Regions from separate parts of the Homo sapiens genome. Here regions 1 and 3 are each linked to region 2. Evidence: chromatin contacts called from ENCODE Hi-C or POLR2A ChIA-PET data. All regions are on one chromosome and are shown on one strand. Each heading gives the region's core, a stretch centred on a gene start or an enhancer-like site at or near the end of the contact. The rest is flanking DNA. Distances are from core to core; before and after follow the strand shown.

Region 1 (4,101 bases), core at 915-3,414, 1.4 Mb after region 2:
CATAGTAGGATTACGTGATTTGGAAGAAAGAATTATCCCTGCCAGACGGGGTGGCTCACACCTGTGATCCCCAGCACTTTGAGAGGCCAAGGTGGTAGGATGGCTTGAGCCCAGCAGTTCGAGACCAGCCTGGGCAACATGGTGAAACCCCATCTCTACAAAAAATACAAAAATTAGCTTGGCATGGTGGTGCAAGACTGTACCAAGCTACTCGGGAGGCTGAGGTGGGAGACTCACCTGAGCCTGGGAGGTGGGGGCTGCAGTGAGCGGTGATCACACCACTCCACTCCAGCCTGGGAAATAGCGCAAGACTCTGCCCCCAAAAACAAACAAAAAAAGGATTATCTCAATTCTCAGGCTTAAAATTTTTCATGGAATCTCAAGCCATCTTCAGTCAAGGCAAGAATTTAGAACTTTTCTACCCTCATCTTCTACCAAAATCTCTTCATATGCCGTGGAAGACTCTAAATCCTGTTTATCCTTATGGTCTAGGTCCCAAGTTCCCAAAAGATATCTAATAACTTACACTATTTTCCACACACAATCCTGGGAAAATGTTCTATTCCTCGGGCAGAGGGAAATCTGGCTGAGATCTCCGATAAGAGTGCTGTTTCCAATGGGAAGCAATGTGAATGGGCAAGGAAGGAAAGCCCCAGATGTGGTCAGAATAAAGCAGACCGGCTGACAACTAAAGCCACGCACAAAGGATATGTCTCCCTGGCCTTCTTCTCCCCCGCTCCTATTTCGTTTAATCCTAACAATTAGGATAACTATCATCACCCTTCTACAGTTGCTGACTCTGGAGCTCAGAGGGGGAAAGATCGTGCTCCACATCACAACACCGGTAAACTCTCAGAACCTGCATCAAACCCAGGTCTTCAAACTCACCCCTCCTGTTTTTCCCAATATGCAGTGCTACCTTTCATGGTCGGCCCATTTCTGGGAACTTCGATACTGTGCTTCTATTGCTCCAGGTTTAAGGAGCATTCTGAGCCTTGACCGGTTCTGAGCTTTGACATCCAACAATCTTATGGCTCTGCTTGGAACATCAGTCATTGACACCTCTAAAAGATTCACTATCCCCTCTGATACTCCATGCCCACCATCCATCCCCAAAACTTCAGAAGAAATGAGGTTAGGAAACCAGGACAGAGCAGAAAGTGCACTGTTCTACAAGGGCTGAAGATGAGTCACAGGTAACCCAGATGAGCAATCAGCCAAGTCTCTTCCACGGCCAATTCATTCAGTCCGCCAGGCACAAGCACTTCTCTCCCGAAGACTCACCTGATAAGAACACCAAAGTTCCAACGTTTCTCGTTGGAAATGAGCACAGAGAGGACACTGCTCACACAAGCAGTGTGGACGCAGCAAGCTCCGCGCCCCGCAACCCTGCACCGAGCACGGTTAACCTCACACTCCCACAGGCGGCAAGAACCGGGACGGCGATGCCCAGTCCAGGCGCTTCCCCTTAGAAGCCCCTTCGCCGCTGGCCCCTATCAGAAAGGAAAGGGGAGGAGGCTGGGGGAGAAACAACTTTATGCTCATTTGCAAGACAGGACCAAAACAAAACCAGCAAACCGAAGCCCTTTAGGAACACCGCCCAGTTCACGGCGCGTGCAAGTTCCGAGGGCAGTTAAGTTTTTGCAACACTTCCCAGCCCTGACCCTGCCCAAGCCGCGGCCGGAGGACTGAGGAAGTGGACGGTCCCGAGCGGGAGGCCCGCGGCAGGAAGTGGAAGCAGAGCCATCTGCGGGATAGGGAAGGAACCGCGGCTACAAGGGAGAGGCGGAGGCCGCCCCCACTTCCTCAGCCCCAGGCAGCCCAGGAAGCCGAGACTCCCCCAGGGAGTCCTCCCGGAGCGGAGCGGGGCCGCTGCCGGGGCGTCGCCCTCCGCCGGCCTCGGGGCGCGACATGTCCTGCCGCCGCCCGGCCACAGCCCGGCACGGAGGGAGCAAGAGGCTGCGGGCGTGCGGCGTACCCCACTCCCCAGCCCGCGCCCCACCCCGCCCGGGGCCCGCGGGCGCCGCGCCCTTACCAGGGACCAGTCCCGCCGCCTCCGCCGTCCGCACCCGGCCCGCAGCTCTTAAACGCGCCCCGCCCCCTCCCGGGGCCGGACCCCAGCCGTCCTCCACCGATTTGTCATTGAGCTGCCGGGCTCGCTTTCCCACCCCCCGAGCGCGCCTCCGGCGTCGCCTAGGCAACCCCTCCTCTCGAGAGCGCGCCCTCGCTTCCGTTCTTGCCCTCTCCTCGGAAGCCACGCCCGTCGGGGGGCTGTCAGCCAATCCGAGGCTGATTTTCCAAGCAGCGGGCGGCCGGGGAGGAGGTTTCACCAATGAGAAGCTGCCCCAGGCACGGGGGGGCGGGCCCAGCGCGCCTGCCCCGTCCCCCTCTGTTTCTCTCTCTGCCCCTCGGACACGCAGCTGGTAACCCTGCGGCAGTGGAGGAGCTGCCCGCCGGTATTGAGGGCGGGTGCGGGTGCACAAGGTGGGGCGCCAGTTGTGGGATTCAGGCCAGGGCTAGGACGAAGTAATGGAAAGCAAAAGCGAAGGACAGACCTGATCATACAGAAACAGAAGAAAATTACGAGGTGGCGAAGAGTGCTGGAGCGCGGCGATGGGGATGCCGCCCGGGGGTCTTGGGGCGGGACTCCACCTGCCGCCACCACTCGCTTCGCTGATGACATCCCATTAGCAGTAATGGAGTTAGTGAGTGCATGGCGGAGACTGGACCCAGGCCGCCTACAAGGGCCAGAATCCCACCCCAGCCATAGCCTCGAGGCAGGAAGTGCAGTGGGCAAGCTCCCTGCCAAAGCCCAGGAACGTGTGATTTTGTATCCAGTACAGCTTCATCTCGGTGGATTTTCCTTCCTAACCACCTCCTCCTCCACAGGTTTTGTGACCGTGCTGACCCCTACGCAGACCTCATGAGAGTCACAAGCCATCGCAACTGACAGTTTAAACGTCTGCCTCTTATCTCTAAGGGAGGGAACTATCTCTTATGCAATGTGATATCCATGGCTGCTAGCACAGTGTAATTAATTCTTTCATTGTTGATCATTGTAAGTTAGGATGCATGTGTATACTATATTGGAGGCTTTGGGCCATGATTAGATTGCTATGTATCTACCAGATCCAGTCCCTCCATCAGCATCTATATCAAAAAGCACAGAAGCTTTACCTTAGTCTTAAGTGACCAACTTAACAAAAAAGTGCAATCAGAAGAATATCCTAGTGTTAGCCTACTAAGTATTCTGTTTTTACCATTCTCATTCACATTTAAAACTTTTATTGAGTGCTAATCGTATGACAGACACTTTGCTAGGTACAGTAAGGAGATGGGGTAGGAGGCTTCTCAAAGAGGAAGCTCCCTAGTATTTATAACCTAGAAGAGGAATCAGACCCAAACCTTTTCTTACGGAGTAACAGTTAAGTGCACAGGTTTGGAGTCTGGAAGCATAGGATTAAAGGAGGGCTCTACCTTGTGACTAGCAGTTACTTAATTAGGAAACTACTTCTGTGGGCTTTAGTTTCACCAGCTGCCCAATAGCAGCACCTCCATGCTATAGGTAAGAAGATGTACATGCAAGTCCACATAGAGCTCTCAGTACAGTGCTAGGAACTTGGTGAGTGCCTCAGGAATGTGAGCTTACATTAGTGATTGCCACCAGAGGCCACGATGTACAGTCAAGTGTGTGATCACCAATCTGGTACAGCCTTATCTCCCAAAGCCCATCTGTATCAAGTGTGACCGCGTGCAGCCTGGTGGAAAGGGCCTGCTGTGGTGGTACCCTTTGTCAAATGCAAGTATAGAGAGGAGAGCAGCTGCAGCAGCCTACCCAAGTGAAAAGGGTATGATAGTTGAGGGAACAGGGTCAGAAATCAGGCCACAGGCCAGGATTCTACTGTTCCCACCTGCCCCCCATCCCCTAGGACCCACAGCAGATGCAGGAGGTTTCCCCACCTTTTCTGGGGTGCTGAAGTGCCATTCCTTTGCATTGGTAACAGGATGCACAGGGCTTTCTGAGAAATGCTGCTTTCATTCTCTGCCTGCCTAGAACTCGGAGGGGTCCTACTGGGACTCCTCCAGCAGGATCATCTATTC
Region 2 (4,190 bases), core at 413-2,912:
CTTTTTTTCCCATTTCAGTTAGATTGCTCTCTTCATTGTACTTCCAGTATGCCTCTTGAGCCTTTGCACCATGGTGTTTCTTCTCTGGAATGGTCTTTCATTATCACCCATCCATTTTCAAAAGGTTGCATGTGCTTTCGTTCCAAAGACATTAGTTTATAGATCCAACCAGGAGTCGCATCCTCCATGTCATCCCTACTCTTTCAAATCACATACCTCTACCTTTTCTGCACTACACAGAAGGGCCTACACACGGCTTTCATACTTTAGCTTAGCCTCTCCGACCATACCTCCTAAGACCCTGAGGATCAGGGGGCATTATCTCATAGTTCTCCCGCACTTCTCTCCCATCCCAACACATACACTAGCAAGGAGCTCCGCACACAAGCTCCTCCAGTAAAAACAACGCACTGGGCAGTGCATCTCAACACATCAAATTACCGGCGTGCATAGGAGCCTGATGCGGCAAATCTGTGGGTCCTTCGGGATCCTTGAAGGCAGCCCTATAATTTGCATTTTTCTACGCTCCAAAACACTTTCCGGGCCAGATGCGGTGGCTCACTCCTGCTGTCCCAGCACTTTCGAAGACCCAAGACGGCGGATCACTTGAGGTCAGGAGTTTGAGACAAGGCTGGGAAACATGGTGAAACCCATCTCTACAAAAAAATACAAAAAGTAGTTGGGGGGGGGTGGTGCACGCCTGTAATTCCAGCTACTCGGGAGGCTAAGGCAGGAGGATCACCTGAGCCTGGGAAGTCGAGGCTGCAGTGAGCCGTGATCGCGCCACTGCACTCCATCCGGCCTGGGCGACGGCGGTGAGACCCTGTCTCAAAAAAATAAAAGCCACCACTTTCCCACTTATTATCCCAGGGAAACGCACGCGACGGAGGAGCGAAGGAGCGTTTATTTGTGGAGGCGCTCAAGTAAGAAACCCTGCTCGCTGGCCGACTCAAGGGTCTCCAAAGCCTTCTCTGGGCTGTCTCCCCTCCCCAAAAGGCAAAGAACCGTTAACAAGTTTACTTCCGGCACAAGCGTCCGCGCCTGCTCGGAAAAGGGAGCGTGGACACACAGCTCTGTTACGGGAAGTCGCAGGGCACAATTTCCTTCATTGCAGTCGCCCTCTGGGCGGACGCCCTAACCCAGAAGTGAAAGACCGTTTCCTTCGAGTATCAGACCCCCGACCAAAGGAAGTTCCACTTGGACGACTTTTACCCAGGGTTTCCCGATTCCTCTTTAGCTCTTCCTATCACGCTCCCTGCTTGCTGGTGCATTGTTGCTGTGGCCACTTAGTTCCGACCTTCCTTGTCTAACTCGAGTTTTGTCGCAACTTTCCAAGGGGCCTAACCACAACCTTTTCCGTAAAAAAAAACAAAAACAAAACCTTTACCCTACGGGTCCCCATCAGGGTCAACTAACGTTCTCCGTGAGGGGCAAAGCTCCCGGGGACTTTACGCCAGCGAAGCCTAACACGGCCAGGCCAGCGCCTGCGCGGGGCGTTACCATAGAGAGGCAGCCGCCTCTCTGGTCTCGGTTTACGCTCTCTATGGTGTACCCGGGTTGGTGGCGGTAAGAAGAAAAAGGGTGACCGCACTGCGCAGGCGCCCTCGGCGTCTCTCTCGCTCTCTCGGTCTTTTTTTTTTTTTTCTTTTTTTTTTTTTTTAATCCCCGCACCAAGCGCTTAACCTCATTGGGGTGGAGGAGAAGGCGGCGGCTCTCTGGTCCGCAGCGGCAACAGTAACGAAAAACAGGGCTGTAAGTACCCGGTCAGGGGGCGGAGGGTCAGACCCGAGCCCTCTCGCGGCCCTGGCCCCTCCCGCGCAGTGGCGGGCGCCGGGTCTGGGTGGGGGCGATGTCCAGCGCTGTCATCGGCTCTTGGGTGCACTTTGGGGGGATGGGGCGGCCCTGAGGTGGGAGCCTGGCGAGGAGCGGGATGCGAGGGTTGTTTATCCAACCAGTAGGTCGCTGAGCCCAGGCTGCTTTGCAGAGGGAGGGGATCGGCCCTGGGGTCAGTCGGGCTTTGTGTGCCCCTCTCTGTTTCCCTTTTCCAGACCCCACCCGGGCCCCCTTCCTAACCCGAGTCTCCCCTGCCGGGTGGGAGAAGCCAGCGAGCCCGGGGCGCGTTTGAAAGGAAGGGAGGGGGCGAGGGAGAGAAACCCACAACAACTAGTCATTGGCGAGTGATGGGTGTGAAGAAAGATCCAGAGAGAAGGGGTGCCGGGAGGCGGGCGGCCCGGGCTCCCGTCCTGGGCTCCCAACCGGGCCAGACAAAAGCTGCGCGAGCGGCGCCGAGCGGAGCGGCCGGCTTGATGGGATGCACAAGGTCCCCTTGGTTCCCGGGGCCTTCGAAGAGCTTCTTTCTGAAGCTGGGAAAGCGAACAAGTGCTGAGTTAAGCCTGTGCAGACTTCTCAACTTGCCTTTGTTGTTCTTTGGTATTGGCAGAGACGCTCTGACGAAGATGAGTGTGTGATCTTGCACGTTAGCCTGGCTAGGTACAATGGAGCTAATCGAATTTTGCTTTCCGTTTTCCGAGCTGCTGGGATGAGTATGGGGCTTTCCAGAGTTTAAATTATTACATAATATTTTTAAAATAGTTGTTTGCTTCTAAAATTAAAAAAAATTAATGTGGAGTCTGAAAGCACGCTGTGGTGAGTTTGCAGCTGAGTTTGCAGCTGGGTGAGTTTCTGTGTAGTGGGGTGCGTTCATTAAATACTGACCATTCGTAGAACCTGTGAGCTCTTTAAACATGATACTTTCATTTGTAGATGTGGCAATGAGAGCTTCAGATTCTCTAGTCCTTTGGGAGACCGTGATGCAGAAGAGTCAGAAGCGAGAAATAGTTTCATGCCGCCATGTACCTTGGACCCTATTTGGGTGCCACAGTCCGTTTTCAATTCTGGCATTAGAAATTGTTTTTATTACTACGATTATTTACGACGGTAACTGACCTCTCGATATGAGGGATCCTGGATATTGGCTCCGTTTGCTCATCAAGGGATTGGGAGAATAGCAACATTGATGTTGCGACCATATAGATAAAAAGTAGCACAGTGCCTCAGAGTATTGAATATTATTTATTTTTTACATTTGTTAAGAAATTTAAATTTTGATGATCTGGTTATCTTGTTAAATTGTGTAATACACCTTTTTAGCAGTTGTTACTGAAATCTCAGTTTCTATAATTCATTGTTTATTATGGGCTACCTTGTAACACCATTTTAGACTTCTAAAGTTTTAGTTTTTATGAAGGAGTTTTCAGCCATAGCTTTTAATTCTCCCAGGTAAGGTTAACCAAAGTCAGGACTCCTTAGAGGAGACTTTGTTGGTGGTGGAGGTGTCAAATATTGTATCTCTGTGTTACAACTGAATTGGCAAATACAGAAAAGGCTTTTGCTAAGTTTTCACCATAAATTTGTGTTAGAACGGAAAACCCAGATCTCCTAGTATGTCAGGCTTTTGAATTAACCCACAGATTCCACTTTATTTATGTAAAAGAGGTAAACTTTTTTTTTAATTGATAGCAAGTAAAACTCTGAAGCCTGGTGTATTATGCTTAAGTAACTAGTGGGATAGAATCTCTTTAAGTGTAGTTCAGATGATGGGAACTTGCTTTTTATAGAGCAAGATTTCAGACCCTTAAAATAGTTTGACAGGGATGTTGAGAAATGATTGGCCAGAAGAACATGAAGTTTGTCATTTAAGTGTGTTATATTTTGTTTACTGGTTTTATTTATTATTTATTTTTATTTTTATTTTTGAAACAGAGTTTCACTCTTGTCGCCCAGGCTGAAGTGCAATGGTGCAATCTCAGCTCACTGCAACCTCCACCTCCTGGGTTCAAGTGATTCTCCTGCCTCAGCCGCCTGAGTAGCTGGGATTACAGGCACCCACAACCATGCCCAGCTAATTTTTGTATTTTTAGTAGAGACAGGGTTTCACTATGTTGGCCAGGCTGGTCTTGAACTCCTGACCTCCTGTGATCAGCCTGCCTTGGCCTTCCGAAGTGCTGGGATTACAGGCGTGAGCAATCGCGCTCGGCCCATGTTTACTGGTTTTAGATTTAGATTTTTTTTTTTTTTTTTTTTTGAGATGGAGTCTCGCTATGTTACCCAGGCTGGAATGCAGTGGCGCGATCTGGGCTCACTGCAAGCTCCGCCTCCCAGGTTCATGCCATTCTCCTCCCTCAGCCTCC
Region 3 (4,135 bases), core at 1,635-4,134, 1.5 Mb after region 2:
GGGAGATGGTGCAGCTTTCCCGTGAATACCTATGAATTCACCACCTAAATGGTACTCAGAGCTCTTAAGGGGACAGCACAAGGTAAACGGAAAGATCATTCCAAGGTAAAGGGTATCGGCTACAACCCAGGCAAGAGGAAGGGCTATTTCAGGCCCTCGGGAACCCTGAAGGATGGCAGAAGCTCCCTCCAGATCCATGTTATGGTTTTCTTCTCCTTTGGGGAGGTACTGCTTGGAGCCATGAGGATTTGAATAGATTGACTTCCCCTGTGGAAATTCTGGATGCAGGTTGGAAGGGCCTTGGGGACATAGCAGATTCAGACTACTATTTGCTGCAAGTCTAGTTTAGGGAGCCAAGACAAGCAGTGCTGAGGGAAGATGTCCTGGATGCACAGACTTGAATTTCCATCCCTAGCCATGTGACCTAGGGCAAGTTCCTGTCCCTCTCTTGACCTTATCTACATACTGAGGGGCTGGGACTGGTAATCTTGAAAATCAATTCCTGCCCTAACATCATGATTTGCTAGCTTGAGAGCATGTGCTGACTGTTATCCTTGACTGGTGCACTTCAAGTGTGAAGGATACGCCAGCCTGGGCTGCAGAGGGTTCCCTGCTGTGGGGGAGGGGCTGCTCTGCCACCCCGCTGGTCTCTCCTCAGGACGAGCCTGGGAATCTAAGCACAGTGGGCTGAACATCTGCTGGGACAAGGATGGGGCCAGAGACAGATCACTCTGACTCACCACCCTGCCACCAAACTAATGGTGAGTTCTTTTTCTTGGGCCTGACAATAACCTTAGTGACCTGAGATCTGTACCCTCTTAGCCCCTCCAGGCCTGGTGCTGGCCACAAAAGCCCATTCTGGGTGACACAATGGGTTTATTTTTTGGTTATTTTGGTAGCCCAGTATCCATTCCCCTTCCTTCTGGGGAACCACAGCCTGGCCAGGGTGCCCTCTAAAGGCAGCACCTGTGGAGACACCATCCACACTCCCTCCACCTCCACTGCTGCCCATCCTCCATCTTCCTGTCAGTCCTTATCTCTCCAGTGAGTTGTTTTCGCTACTTATTGGTGGCTTTCATTACTTATTGCCAAAAACTTCCTCTTAGAAGAGCTCCTGGTACAGGTGATTGCATCTGGGTTCCAGCCCCTCTCCATACATCTCCAAAAAGCAGAGAAAAGCTCCTTAGTTTCCAGGGCCCAACTGGGCCTCTCTCCCAGGCAGAAAACAGAGGGGAGAGGGAAAGAGAAGACTTCCAACTTTTCTCAGCTTTGCCAACACCCATATGGTGCAGTATGACTCTGCCCAGCAGAAGTCCTGAAACCAACCCAGGTGGCACTGTTCCTCGCTGGATGGTGCAGTGCAAACCCAGAGAAGGCTGGGGACTGGTGGGCGCCAAGAGAAGGAGAAGTCAACACCTGCATACTCTACCACACGCTGTGACACACACTTCATGTGCCATTTCAGACAAAAAACCTGAGGTATTAAGCAGTAGAGCCCAGATCCGATGTCCAAAGCTGTGGTGATACTGCACCATGCTGTCCTTGGAATGACCACCGTGCCTTCCAGGATATGCTGGGGATGACCAATGAGGTTTTCAACCTTTGAAAATGCCCCTACTCCCAAATTTACACCACAAAAACATGGAAATCAACCTAAAAACAGTGCGGCTGCTTCTGCTCACTTCCTCAGGTTTGTACCAACAGTGGATCTGGTCTAACTCTGTTGAGGTCAGCATGTAGGAATCACAGTTCCAAGAAACAGAAACAGTGCACAAAAACATGAATGTCTCACGAAGGTTTATTTGAATAGAGTTACATCTAGAGTTCTCATTTCAGTGTACAAACAACTCAGTGCAGTGTTTCTAATACAAGTCATATAAAACTGGAACACACTAAATGAATAGTGCACTTGATAGAAAAATAAATTACACTTTAAATGCTACTGCAAAGTTTTACACATATAAAAGGTAAACACAAAATAGTTAGTGAGACCCTCATAACCACTTATCATATCCAGATAAGGAGATAAAAGGGGCAAAGGAATCTGTGCTATAAAAAAAAATCTCTCTGAAGAGGAGAAATCCTGACAAGTAACTGAATGATCATCTCAAGCAATGTGGTGACATAGGGACTTACAGATCGTATCTCTTAGAACTGGGAAGGAATCATAGCTCTACCAATGTGTTAACACAACCCAGTTCAGCTCAGGGCAAATTTCTATAATTCAAACAAATGTCCTCATACTAACGCCTAATATGTAGGAAAAGTTTCCAACTTTCTTCTGACCACTGAAGAGGTACAGTGTTTAAATTTTTGAGAGGATAAAAAGGACAAATAATCTAGAAATGTGTCTTCTTCAGTCTGCAGAAGACCCCAGGTCTCCAAGCAACCACATGGTCAAGGGCATGAATAATTAAAAGTTGGTGGGAACTCACAAAGACCCTCAGAGCTGAGACACCCACAACAGTGGGAGCTCACAAAGACCCTCAGAGCTGAGACACCCACAACAGTGGGAGCTCACAAAGACCCTCAGAGCTGAGACACCCACAACAGCACCTCGTTCAGCTGCCACATGTGTGAATAAGGATGCAATGTCCAGAAGTGTTGGCTGCCTCCAAGTGACAGGTAACACTGCAGAACCTATCTGAGGACCTGCCAGCCTCCCGTTTCACGCAGCCACTCTGCTGCTCTACAAAGTTTCACATCAGGGGTCAGCGGCTTTGTAAAGGGGACTCCGCAGGAACACAGCTGTGCTGGGGCTGCTGCTGCTGTACTGCGCCAGCAGAGCTGAGTGGGACAGTATTTACCATCTCTGGTCCTTTACAGAACAAGACTGCTGACTCCTCTCAATGACAAGACAAAAACTCTGCTTCTCGAGACTCTTACTTAGAAAAATAGCAGATTTTTCTCTCTGTGACTGATAAATAATTCTGCTAACAAGACTTCTGAAGGAAATCTTCATTTTGGGGCTTAGCTAAGAGAAGAAGAGGTGCAAGTTTTAGCCAGAAGTGAGAAGCATAAGATAACAAGTAGTCCAGATCCAAGAACCCAAGAACAACTCAGGGCTTTCATCCTTAAATCTCCATAGGATATCTGTGATTGTACAAAGGCAAAGGCTAGAGACAAATGTTAGGAGACTATAAGAAATATTTTTAAAAGTTTTTTCTTAAAACAATGTATAAATGTTAAGGAAGTAAGCACACAAGGAACAGAATCATTCCTCTGTTCAGCAGTGTCTCCTGAAGAGTAGGAATGAAATGACCATGACCTCCTGTGTGTCAAAAGATGATGCTACTGACATGTCACAAATTAGGTCTCACTGATTAATTTACAAGTTCTCAGGCAAAGTCTAGAGCAGGTAACTGAAACCTTCACGTCTTATTTTAAACCATCCTGTCAACTCCCACTTCCCCTATCAGGGCTATGAAATGGACTGAGTTGAGGTTCCTCTCCTGTCTGCCCGCAGGGAGGCAGCACTATCTGCTCCCCGCCACCCCACCGTGCTCCGTCCGAGGCGTGCACGGCAAACCCTCAGCAGTGCCCCCGGCTGCCCCTTCTCCAACCTCAGCCCAGTCTCACCAGCCTGCTTCTCACCCACTATCATCTCCAACCTTTCTCTTTGAACCCATCAAGGATGCCGGCACACATGCCTCTCTCTTCTCAAGAGACAGACATCTCCCCTTCCCTACCTGCCACATTCGTAGACCACCTCAGCCCTGCCTCTCCCCACCACACTGTTCTCAGGGGAGCAGAACAGGAAGAGCTGTTACAGCAGCTCTGCGCATGGCAGCAGCAGCAGCTATGACAGGAAACCAATCCCCAACACGCATTTAATCTGTCGGGGCCAATTCAGCATTCAAGTATGAACTTCCGTGTTTGCCACTTCATGTCAGGGCATGAGACAAAGTTTCCTCTGAGCTTGAAATTCAAGTGAATTTTAACAAAGTCCCTACCAATATTCTAACTGTCAAGAATACAGGTATCCAACGACATAAAGGTCACAGACTATGTCCAACTACCTAATTCCTAATTTTAGGAAGTTTAAAATAAGGATGTTGTCACCTCCTGAACTGGATGGGAGATTTAGGTCTTCCAAGGCATAATGCCTCAGCTGCTCTGTGGTGAGCAGCACAAC

What was found. A loop is a pair of places that touch in the nucleus more often than their neighbours do. ChIA-PET counts read pairs that join two places held with the same protein, here RNA polymerase II (POLR2A). Pooled maps may share reads with other maps.
Region 1: a loop to region 2 is called in a map of ascending aorta, with 4 times the contacts of the local background. The contact joins the promoter of RALB here to the promoter of CLASP1 in region 2. A Hi-C loop is called at or near these places in 1 of 168 maps with a recorded cell type or tissue (ascending aorta) and 12 of 50 pooled maps.
Region 3: a loop to region 2 is called in a map of naive thymus-derived CD4-positive, alpha-beta T cell, with 4 times the contacts of the local background. The contact joins the enhancer-like site here to the promoter of CLASP1 in region 2. A Hi-C loop is called at or near these places in 1 of 168 maps with a recorded cell type or tissue (naive thymus-derived CD4-positive, alpha-beta T cell) and 6 of 50 pooled maps. POLR2A ChIA-PET finds 5 or more read pairs at or near these places in 1 of 52 experiments (OCI-LY7).

What each region holds. Positions count from the first base shown.
Region 1 is chr2:120,250,915-120,255,015 of GRCh38, reverse strand. RALB (RAS like proto-oncogene B) reads right to left here and starts at 2,164. Exons shown (of 5, transcript NM_002881.3): 1 at 2,036-2,164. RefSeq lists an enhancer at 1,112-1,381 and a silencer at 1,882-2,471.
Region 2 is chr2:121,646,934-121,651,123 of GRCh38, reverse strand. CLASP1 (cytoplasmic linker associated protein 1) reads left to right here and starts at 1,662. Exons shown (of 41, transcript NM_001395891.1): 1 at 1,662-1,752. NIFK-AS1 (NIFK antisense RNA 1) reads right to left here and starts at 1,470. Exons shown (of 4, transcript NR_037857.1): 1 at 743-1,470; 2 at 442-656. RefSeq lists enhancers at 1,152-1,421, 1,453-2,079, 2,080-2,708.
Region 3 is chr2:120,176,765-120,180,899 of GRCh38, reverse strand. EPB41L5 (erythrocyte membrane protein band 4.1 like 5) reads right to left here. Exons shown (of 25, transcript NM_020909.4): 25 at 1,781-4,135. Among named protein-coding and RNA genes, the nearest start is that of TMEM185B, 45 kb to the left of the region's middle. RefSeq lists an enhancer at 3,667-3,766. Within about 2 kb of position 2,884, at least 2 of the 41 ENCODE cell types and tissues checked have a DNase peak (open chromatin) inside an H3K27ac peak, as active enhancers do; they include OCI-LY7, where a contact is called at or near this core.